Linked DNA regions of Homo sapiens: region 2 is linked to region 1. Evidence: read pairs that join two places in POLR2A ChIA-PET (ENCODE). Cell type or tissue: Caco-2. All regions are shown on one strand. Each heading gives the region's core, and the rest is flanking DNA. Links, peaks and the distances in the headings are about the cores only.

Region 1 (5,378 bases), core at 95-5,094:
AAACAACAGAAAAAAATCAATAAAATGAAGAGTAGTTTCTTTGAAAAGATCAACAAAATTGATAAATCTTCAGCTAGACTGACCAAGAATAAAAGAGAAGACACAAATTACCTAAGTCAGGAATGAAAAAGAAGACACACTGTAGACCCAGCAGAAATTAAAACGATGGTCAGGCACAGTGGCTCATGCCTGTAATCCCAGCAGAGTGGGAGGCTAAGGTGGGAGTATCATTTGAGACCAGGAGTTTGAGACCAGCCTGGGCAACATAGCAAGACCTTGTCTCTACAAAAATTTTGTTTCAAAAGTCTATGGGATTGTTTCAATAGAAAAAACAATCAAGTAAATTCAACACCTTTTCATGACAGAAACTCCCAACAAACTAGGACTAGAAGGGAACTTAAATTGATGAATGGCATTTTATAAAATACATACAGCTAACATGAGACTTAATGGCAAAAGGTTGAATGTTTTCACCCTAAAATCCATGTTAGATAGAATCTAGATACATAGTGAGCTAGGAGAGTTGGACAAGAAAATCAAGAAACAAGAAGAGTTAGTCATAAAAAGAAATGACTTTGGTGGATACTTTCCTGAAAAGGTGAACACTGGCACAAATACAAAAGGCTGCAGACCCCTTAGATGGTTCCTGAACCCTGCAACAGAAACAATGTTGTTTAACGTTTCAATGAACTGTTTCATAGTCCATCTTGTTCACTGTTTTAACTCAACTATTATTGTAGGGAACACTGGAGTTACCCGTAACTAATCTCTAAATTTTAGTTTCAATCCTACTGCTAACACCACTACACCAACCATTACTTTTTAAAATCTAACTGTCCAAGAGACCTGTACAGTGGTAATGATGGTGGCTGACATTTACAGAGTACTTACAATGTACCAGGCCCTGTTTTATGTTCTTTACACGTATTAATTAAATTGCTACAGTGGCCGTAAAAGTAGTCACTATTATTTCCCTCCATATTCCAGATGGGAAAACTAAGGCAAGGACTCAATAAGTAATTTGCCAATAGTCAATCAGCTAATAAGCAGCAAAGCTAGGATTCAAATCCAATGATCTGCCCCCAGAGCCTATGTACTTGACCTTTATGTAATCCTGCCCCTCGGAGCTCAGCTGTTTAATGTGAAAACTATAGCCAGGGCCCCATAATTATTTGGTCAGGGGTTTTACACCTTTGTAGAAAAGAAGCTTGGGATGGGGAAATCTAAGAATTGTGGTAAAAACATCCCTCCTGTTTCCTTGGTGGCAAGCAGGGCTGTATATATGTGTGTTTGTTTTTGTGTTTTTAAATTGTGTAATGAAAGTGGTCAGCTCCAGTGAGCCCACTCCCATGAAGGGGGATATCTCTGAGTGATGAGTTGTCTCAGAGAATCTGATACTCAAGAGGATCCATTAGGGCCAGGCGTGGTGACTCATGCCTGTAATCCCAACACTTTGGGAGGCCAAGGCAGGAGGATTGCTTGAGGCCAGGAATTTGAGGCTGGCCTGGGCAACATGGCGATACCCTGTCTGTATAAAACACGAAAAAATCAGCCGGGCACAGTGGCTCATGCCTGTAATCCCAGCAATTTGGGAGGCCGAGGCGGGCAGATCACCTGGGGTCAGGAATTCGAGACCAGCCTGGCCAACATGGCGAAACCCTGTCTCTACTAAAAATACAAGAGTTAGCCAGGTGTGGTGGCAGGCGCCTGTAATCCCAGCTACTCGGGAGGCTGAGGCAGGAGAATCGCTTGAACCCCAGGGGGCGGAGGTTGCAGTGAGCAGAGATCGCACCATTGCACTCCAGCCTGACAGAGTAAGACTGGAGTCTCCTGACAAAGTGAGACTCCATCTCCAAAAAAAAAAAAAAAAAAAAAAAAATTCCACAAAAAGATTATCTGGGAATGGTGGTGCAAGCCTGTAGTCCCAGCTACTCAGGAGGCTGAGGTGGGAAGATCAGCTCAGGAGGCGGAGGCTGCAGTAAGCCATGATAATACCATTGCACTGCAGCCTGGGTGATAGAATGAGATCCTACGTCAAAAAAAGAAAAGAAAAGGAAAAAAAAAAAAAGGAGTATCCATCAGACTAATTAACCAAGTTAGTAAACACAGGATTAAAGCAAGAGCTGTATTTCCAGGGATCAAGGCCACAAAGACTAACTGGACTGCCAGTGCTGAATATGAAGGCCTTGGGATTGAGGGCAGATTCCTTGCAGAGCAGAGAGGGAATTTTTCTTTTTTTTTAACTTAGAAAGAAGAAGAAAGCTGGGCCCAGGGAGTCAGGAGTCTATTTGAAGGAAAATCAGTTGAGTCCCGACCTGGGGATGACAGATAATCTAAAGGCTAATCCCAGAAAATAGACACAGAACCGAGTTCCAAAAAGACCCAGCATTTTTCCTGAGATTCCACCAGGGATGATTTGTTTAAAGTAACATTGGACCAGAAATCCAAGGAGCTCAGTCTAGCCTCCATCCTGTCAGCCCAGACAGTGTGGAGGCCAGAAATAATTGAAGCTGTGCACTTTACAAACTACCAATCCAACCAGGCTATCACTAGACCTCAGGGAGATTAGGATAAAAGAAAAAAAAAATCTGAGTTTTGTAAACCTATCCATTTCTGTGCTCTGATATTTTCTCTCTTTTCCTTGAGTTTATTTATTTTGGGGTTTGTTTTTCTCTTTTAATTCCAACCAAGTCCCAGATGAACCAAAAGGAAAACTGATTTCCTACACCTACATCGGGATAAATAATGGAAATGCTCCAGAAGCAGATAAGGTAGGTGAGAGCCAGAGAATCTGAGGCTGGGAGAAGAGTGAGGAAGTAGGATGGGGCAGAGTTCTGAACAGTAGGGCACACTAATACCTTCCTTCCTAGAGATTCTTACCTTATCTTTATGCTTTTCCTGGAAGTTTGTGCTTGCACAGTGGCCTTGGGCATAAGGTGAAAGGGCATAATGTGATTTCCCATTGTCCGGGCAAGAGAAACAAATAAAGGATTGCCTCTATGGAATTGTGGAATGTTTGTTATCCTAAAGAAAAGCATTTGTCTTCTCTCACAGGGGAAATCCTGTCATCTTATCTTAGCACTGCTCCTGAAATAAGTAGTCTCCGCTGCCTTTAATATAAGGGGAAACCAGGAGTGCAGGCCCTAACCAAGGTACCCATCCAGGGGCAGTGACTTAAGTTCAAAATCAGCCCCTATAACTGCTCAGACCATTAAATGACCTTAAAATCAAACCCTCTACCTGATCCCTACCTAGCTTCCTGCCTTGTCCTTTCCTCCTTCCTTCACCCTTTCCACAGAACAGAATGGCTACAACCTTGAGTACAGCAACAGAGGTCAACACCAGAGATGAGAAATGAACTCATGGGCTGATTGTGCAGGGAACCCCTAGTACATCTAAGAGCTTTGAGGAAGTCAGGAAAGGCCTGTGCAAGCAATCAGCCTTGTTCTCTAGCTCACTCTATCTTGCTGACAGAAAGTGCCCGGATACCCTTATGGGACACCCAGCTGCTTTCAGAACTCTGAAGTGGCCCAGATTGAGGGATTTTAAAAAATCTATCCCCCTCAAAAAAAAACTTTCTATTTTTTTAAATACACTTTCCTCCTTTGAGTTAGGATTTATACATTGTCTTTCCTTAATCTCTTCTACAGAATCTTTACAAATAAAGTGTAAAATTAACAAACTTTTATTATTTTCTGTGTCCATTAAGTATTTTACAATCCTCCTTCCTATCTTTCCCTTCTTTCTTTTCTGTTTCTGATGCTTACTTTCCAACATAGCTTTCCAAAGTGAATTTAGGAAGTAAATGCATGATTTATGTCTTTGTCTCCCTATTTTCACTAGTCTCCTTTGCAGTCTTGTCTAAATGACACTCAATGCACCTACCAAAAGAGAGCACACTCATAAGTTTGTGAGATAATGTCTGAGTTGATATTATCTTTGTTTCATTAACCTACATTTGGAGAGTTGTAAAAAATGCACTTTAAAAGGTTTAGAGTCCAAATGACAAAATAGTTCCCAGTGCTACAAAAGATAGAACTGAACGACTATGTAATTAACATGCAAGAAGGATTTTCGGCAAACAAATTTTTTAGCTTCTGTAGCATGGAAGTTAAATAGTGGGGCTGGGTGCAGTGGCTCATGCCTATAATCCTAGCACTTTGGGAGGCTGAGGTGGGCGGACCAACTGAGGTCAGGAGTTTAAGATCAGCCTGGCCAACATGATGAAACCCTGTCTCTACTAAAATACAAAAATTAGCCGGTCATGATGGCAGGTGCCTGTAATCCCAGCTATTCGGGAGGCTGAGATGGGAGAATTGCTTGAACCCGGGAGACAGTGGTTGCAGTGAGCCAAGATCACACCAATGCACTCCAGCCTAGGCAGCTGAGTGAGACTCCATCTCAAAAAAAAAAAAAAAAAAAAAAAAAGAGAAGTTAAATAGCGTGAAGAAGACTGAAAGACACAGCGAAATCTCCAGGGGAACAAAGCCTAAATCTTTATCTCCAGAGGAACAAAGCCAGCACAGGAATTTTTTGAGAATGTATTCTTAGATAAAATCAGGTCTTTAAGGTTGTATAATTTTATAACACTATTACTAACACAGTCTGCTGGAGTTAGCTTATATTTTATCAAATACGACTCCCTTAAAATTACAGAAAATTCTTATCTAGAAGGATTCATTGTTAAACTAGAGAAGATGGCCATCCCAAAGATAACTGTAGCTGATTGCATAATTTTTCCTAAGGCAATATGGGTTTACACATTTCCTCAATTTACAAATAGTGGAAGTTTACTTTATCACATGTGAACCTTGGAAATTTCATCAAATGCATGTTTAATAAACAAATGAGTTGTTGTTTCAGACAAGCAGAGAGAGACTTTTAAGCTTCAGACTTTTGATAAATGACAGAAGCCCACTAACTGCTGAGGACCAGTCTGACAGGAATTGGCAACGATAACACACAGAACAATGAAGGGCCATTATCTTAGAGTTCACAGAAGAACGGCTTGGCATCTAGCCAGATGAATAATCAGTCTATTTTAGTGTTTATCACACAAACCAATGGATTTTTCCAAGTAATAGTAAATTACGTGTGGGTCTTTTCCTTTTTTAAAAAAGGATTTCCTGACAATCTGTGTAGAAGTTATAATAATATCTTTGTATATTTTCATAAAATGGTACATTATGCACCTACGATAAACAATGGGTCTTTGGTATCAGCTTTTTGATTTGGGGGTGTTTGGGGAATTTTATTTTTGGTGGTTCTCTTTTGACTTTGTTAGTCTCTATCAAAGCTGACTTTACCTTAGTCCAAATCTCCTAAAATACATGCTTGTGAGGCTACACTATATTAAATAAGGAAAGACACATTTCCCA
Region 2 (5,378 bases), core at 99-5,098, 1.7 Mb after region 1:
CAGCTGCTCCAGACATCACATTCATATTCGAGGCAGAAAGAAAAAGGAAATAGTGGTGACAACTGCTTCTTTTGGGTATATATCCAAGAAGAGTCCTTTTTATCATGGAAGTAAAGGCCTTCTGTGATGCCTTCGAGCAGATTTCTACTTTATATTTCCTTGACCAGAACCATGTCATATGGTCATCCTTAGCTGCAAGGGAATTAGAAAAGCAAGAAATGGGATTGAAATATCAGACTTTGACCACACATGATCCATCCCCTGAGATTGAACACTCTGATGTTGACAACAAAATCAGAAAGGAGGGGAGTTGAGGGAAATGCATTCTAGAAGGCAGTCAACACTGTTTAATATGGCTTGGTGTGGTTTGTGTCTTATTGATTTATATATTTCACTACACATTAAAGAAATTGACTTTTGTCCTGTGTATTTCCCAGGTTTCAGTTTGCACACTTCTCTTTATCTGAAAATAGATTTTTTCTCAGTTTTATGTAGCCAAATGTACCTCTTTTTAAATTTCCTTTTTTTTTTTTTGAGATGGTCTTGTTCTGTCACCCAGGCTGCAGTGCAGTGGTGTAATGACAGTTCATTGTAACCTCTAACTCCTAGACTCAAGTGATCTCCCGCCTTAGCCTCCTGAGTAGCTAGGACTATGAACGTGCACCACCACACCCAGCTAATTTTTTAAAAATCTTTTTGTAGGTTGGGCGCGGTGGCTCACGCCTGTAATCTCCGCACTTTGGGAGGCTAAGGCGAGTGAATCAGGAGGTCAGGAGATCGAGACCATCCTGGCTAACATGGTGAAACCCCGTCTCTACTAAAAAAAAAAAAACACACAAAATTAGCCGGGCGTGGTGGCGAACGCCTGTAGTCTCAGCTACTCCAGAGGCTGAGGCAGGAGAATGGTGTGAACCCGGGAGGCGGAGCTTGCAGTGAGCCGAGATCGTGCCACTACACTCCAGCCTGGGCAACAGAGTGAGACTCCGTCTCAAAAATAAATAAATAAATAAATAAAATAAAATCTTTTTGTAAAGACAAGGTCTCACTATGTTGCCTACATTGGTCTCAAACCCCTGGCCTCAAGTGATCCTCCTGCTTCACCTTTTGTTTTTAAGATGAGAATACTCTTCTCATCTAGAGATTAGAGTAATATTCACTTCGTCTTAATTTTTAATGTAACTTTTTTATTCACCTGACATATATTTTGTCTATAAGTTAGGATTATATAAATTTATTTTTTTCAAATAGTTGGCAAATTGTCATAGTACCATTGATTTCCATCTCCTTCTGAGGCCCTTGATAATTCCCTTTAGGGAAAAGACTGTAGCAACCAAATAACCACAAAGAGTTGATGAGGCGAAATGCTATAGCACCAGTTTGTATAAAATCTCAGAAGGAAATCACAGGGGAAAACACAGCTTTCATACAGAGAAGTGTGATTGTTGTTATACCTATACAACATACATAGTTCATTAATTGTGTTTCAGTTTTTTTCCTCTTCCCATTTTCTACGTCAGGTGGCAAACCCAACCAAGGGTAGACCATTCATCATGAGGTCTCCATCAAGTGGACTGATTGTCATTTAGATCTGGTTGTTTTGCTGGTCAAATCAGTACCCTGGTAGGGTGGTAGACTCCTTTTCTTTCTCCCTCGCTTGCTTGCTTGCTTCCTTGCTGGTTTGCTTTCCCTTTCTTTCTTTCTTTCTTTCTTTTTCTTTCTTTCTTTCTTTCTTTCTTTCTTTCTTTCTTTCTTTCTTTCTTTCTTTCTTTCCTTCTTTCCTTCCTTCTTTTCTTTTTCTTTCTTTCTCTCCTTCCTTCCTTTCTCTCTCTCTCTCTCTCTTATTTTTTTCAACATTTTTTTGAGACAAGTTCTCTCTATATTATTCAGACTGGTCTCAAACTCCTGGGCTCAAGCAATCCTCCTGCCTCGTCCTCCCAGACTGCTAGGATTACAGACACGAGCAGCCCGTTTTTTAACTTGTATCAAAATTAATTTACTTCAAAAATTACTTAATTGCAGAGGTAAATGACTAACAGTATTACTAGACATGGGCCTGGGTGCAGTGGCTCATGCCTGTCATCCCAGCACTTTAGGAGGCCGAGACGAGTGGATCACCTAAGGTCAGGAGTTCAAGACCAGCCTGGCCAACATGGTGAAACCCCATCTCTACTAAAAATACAAAAATTAGCTGGGCATGGTGGCAGGTGCCTGTAACCCCAGCTATTCGGGAGGCTGAGGCAGGAGAATCGCTTGAACCTGGGAGGCAAAGGTTGCAGTGAGCTGAGATCACGCCATTGCACTGCAGCTTGGGCAACAAGAGGAAAACTCTGTCTCAAAATAAATAAATCAATAACTAAAACTAAAAATAAAAATTGCTAGACAAGAAAGCAAACAAAATAAGAACCTCACATGTTGTGAATTTAATGTTTCCACTCACAGGTGGGCTGGTAAGGATCCTTAGGAGATCATTGTCTGCACATCAGTCAGGGTCCAACTAGGAAAACAGAAAGTGATGCAGTAGATTGGTTCCACAGAGATAAAAAGCAGCAGAGAAACCAGTCAGGGGACAGTGAGTAAACGTGTGGAGTACTTTGCTGCTTTAAAACTGCTTGGCAGGATCAAAGGGTTCTTCTGCCCCGGAGCTATTTAGTCAGGCAACTGTAAAGAATCACTTTTTACTTTTGGTTGTTTTGGTTTTGTTTCACTGCGCACTTGGTGTAGGTTATGCATAAACACAAATGCTGTCGTGCCCACAAGCTGGTTAGATCCTGGCCTTGTGAACTGGCTTCTTTGAACTCCACTGTAGTTGCTCACATTGGCTCAAACTGAGCAGTTATGTTCAATGCCTTTTTTTTTTTTGGAGACAGAGTCTCGCTCTGTCACCCAGGCTGGAGTGCAGTGGTGCTATCTCGGCTAACTGCAAGCTCCGCCTCCCGGGTTCACGCCTTTTTTCCTGCCTCAGCCTCTCCGAGTAGCTGGGACTACAGGCGCCCGCCACCACGCCTGGCTAATTTTTTGTATTTTTAGTAGAAACAGGGTTTCACTGTGGTCTCGATCTCCTGACCTCATGATCCGCCCGCCTTGGCCTCCCAAAGTGCTGGGATTACAAGCGTGAGCCACCGCCCCAGCCTGTTCAATGACTATTTTAAACATTGCTGTCATGTATTTTATGTGTGGTTCCCTTCTTCAGATGTCAAAAAGGTGTCTGAAAATGACTTTTGGGATTGTACATATTTGAGGGGAGGTCTCAGTTGCTGGCTGAATTACTACATTTGCACTCGAGTTTGCCCTTGGGAGCTCCCCTTCAGCATTACCAGGGGCCAAGTGAGAGCTCTGTTTGCCCAAAGTCGTCCTCTAAGTGGTGGTATTAAGGGCTTCACGCCTCAGAGTAAAAAAAGCTCTTCACTCCTCAGAGTAGAAAAAGCAGGCGGAATTCTGACAATGGCCTTCTCCATGGGGAGTGCATCAAGGAGAGTCTGTCCACCTCTCTGCACTCTGGTCTGTTTCCCAGTGCCTCTTCCTCCTTAAGGACATCAGTTTCTCCCCTATTCTCAGCAACACCCCTCCTCACTCCACCAAAATTCATTCTTAGTTGTGGGTTATGGTATAGCACTGGCTCCACAGTAGGTAACTGGGAAGGCCAATAAATTAGGTCATGTCTATCCACGGTTGTGTAATTGCTTTGCCTCTACCATCCAGGCAAGTCTTTAAAAGGTTTATGAGTAACACACTCCCTCCAGGGTAGCTGTCTCCACCTTCAAAGCCACACCAGGCCTCACCCTCAGACAGCTCTACCCAGCTCTTTGTATTCCCAGTTCCACCGAGCTGAGGCTCCAGCTTCTTCCTTAGACTTCCTTTCATTTCCCCCATGTGTCAGCTTATAACACCTTGTCCTGGGCCTTCCAGAGCCTTAAGGAGAGTTCACAGTCACAAAACAATACATAAATGTAAATCTTTTCTTAAAAACAACTTGCACGTGTCTAAAACCCACCTCACAAATATTGTAAATGCCACAATTTCCAAACAGTTCTCCAAAACAATGATAGTTTTATTATTAAAGTGATAATACTTTTTGGTGGCTCATGCCAGTAATCCCAACACTTTGGGAGGTCAAGGTAGGAGGATCACTTGAAGCCAGGAGTTCAAGACCAGCCTGAACAACGTAGCGAGACCCCCATCTCTGCAGAATAATTTAAAAATTAGCCGGACATGGTGGCACATGCCTGTAGTTCCAGCTGTTTAAGAGGCTGAGGTGGCAGAATCGCTTGAGCACAGGAGTTTGAAATTGCAGTGAGCTGACCACGCCACTGCACTGCAGCCCGAGCAACAGAGTGAGATCTTATCTCTTAAAAATAAGCTAGGCGCAGTGGCTCACACCTGTAATCCCAGCACTTTAGGAGGCTGAGGCAGGAAAATCACTTAAGGTCAGGAGTTTGAGACCAGCCTGGCCAACATAATGAAACCCCATCTCTACTAAAAATACAAAACTTAGCTGGGCATGGTGGCATGTGCCTGTGATCCCAGCTACTCAGGAGGCTAAGGCAGGAGAATTGCTTGAACCCAGGAGGCGGAGGTTGCAGTGAGCCAAGATTGTACCACTGCACTCCAGCCTGGGAGACAGAATGAGACTCCATCTCAAAAAAATAAAAAATAATTTTTTTTATTTTTTAAAATAATAAAAATTAAAAATGCTATTCTGTTCTCAGCTTACCTGAACTTCATCTCTGAGGTGCTGCAGACACTCACAGGTGGCAGTCTCCTAAAGCTGGAAGATTCCATACCTCCAGGGGCCTGGGCCATTTCAGGAGGCAGGCCAGGCCCTAGTTACTCTCTTGGCTCAGATCTGCTTTCCTTTCTGGAAGGTAGACAGTCATTTGGAGTTTTTGATTGCAGGTCAACCATCAACATTAAGCATTGGGAGTAGCACTGCAATTTTACCTTTTTCTTGGAGCTGCCGGGTATGATAAGCTCCTCCATTTGCAGCATTGAGGCAGTTGTCTTTGGAAACTGTCACTGTCCCAAGACCCTCCTGCCAGTGCCTCACAGCATCAGGAGTCAGAGGTCTAGGCACCTCCGTGTTCCTCTGTAAAGTGAGAGCCCCATAGATTTTTTTTTCCATATCATGATTCAATAACATTTCTGTTCAACAGCACTCACTTATTTAGCAGATATATTTGAGATCCTACTGTGAACCTGGTACCGGAGATATACAAATGTTCTTTGTAAGCTTTCAATGCCGTGAAGGAGGTGGGTTTAAAAACAGTACATTCAGGCCAGGAGCAGTGGCTCACGCCTATAATCCCAGCATTTTTGGAGGCTGAAGAGGGCGGATCACGAGGTGAGGAGTTCGAGACCAGCCTGGCCAACATGGTGAAACC

The links. Peaks named below come from ENCODE experiments on the same cell type or tissue, not always from the same donor. Only the 100,000 strongest peaks of a DNase experiment are listed, where the experiment ranks them.
Region 2: POLR2A ChIA-PET joins it to region 1 with 5 read pairs; 1 of 35 experiments calls an interaction of 5 or more read pairs at or near these places.

Annotation. Positions count from the first base shown.
Region 1 is chr11:110,317,231-110,322,608 of GRCh38, reverse strand. No RefSeq gene overlaps it. Among named protein-coding and RNA genes, the nearest start is that of RDX, 23 kb to the right of the region's middle. In Caco-2, for the core only: no CTCF peak of the experiment used is centred there; a DNase peak (open chromatin) is centred at 2,918.
Region 2 is chr11:108,569,532-108,574,909 of GRCh38, reverse strand. All of the region lies in intron 1 of EXPH5 (exophilin 5), which reads left to right. Among named protein-coding and RNA genes, the nearest start is that of EXPH5, 22 kb to the left of the region's middle. In Caco-2, for the core only: no CTCF peak of the experiment used is centred there; a DNase peak (open chromatin) is centred at 2,629.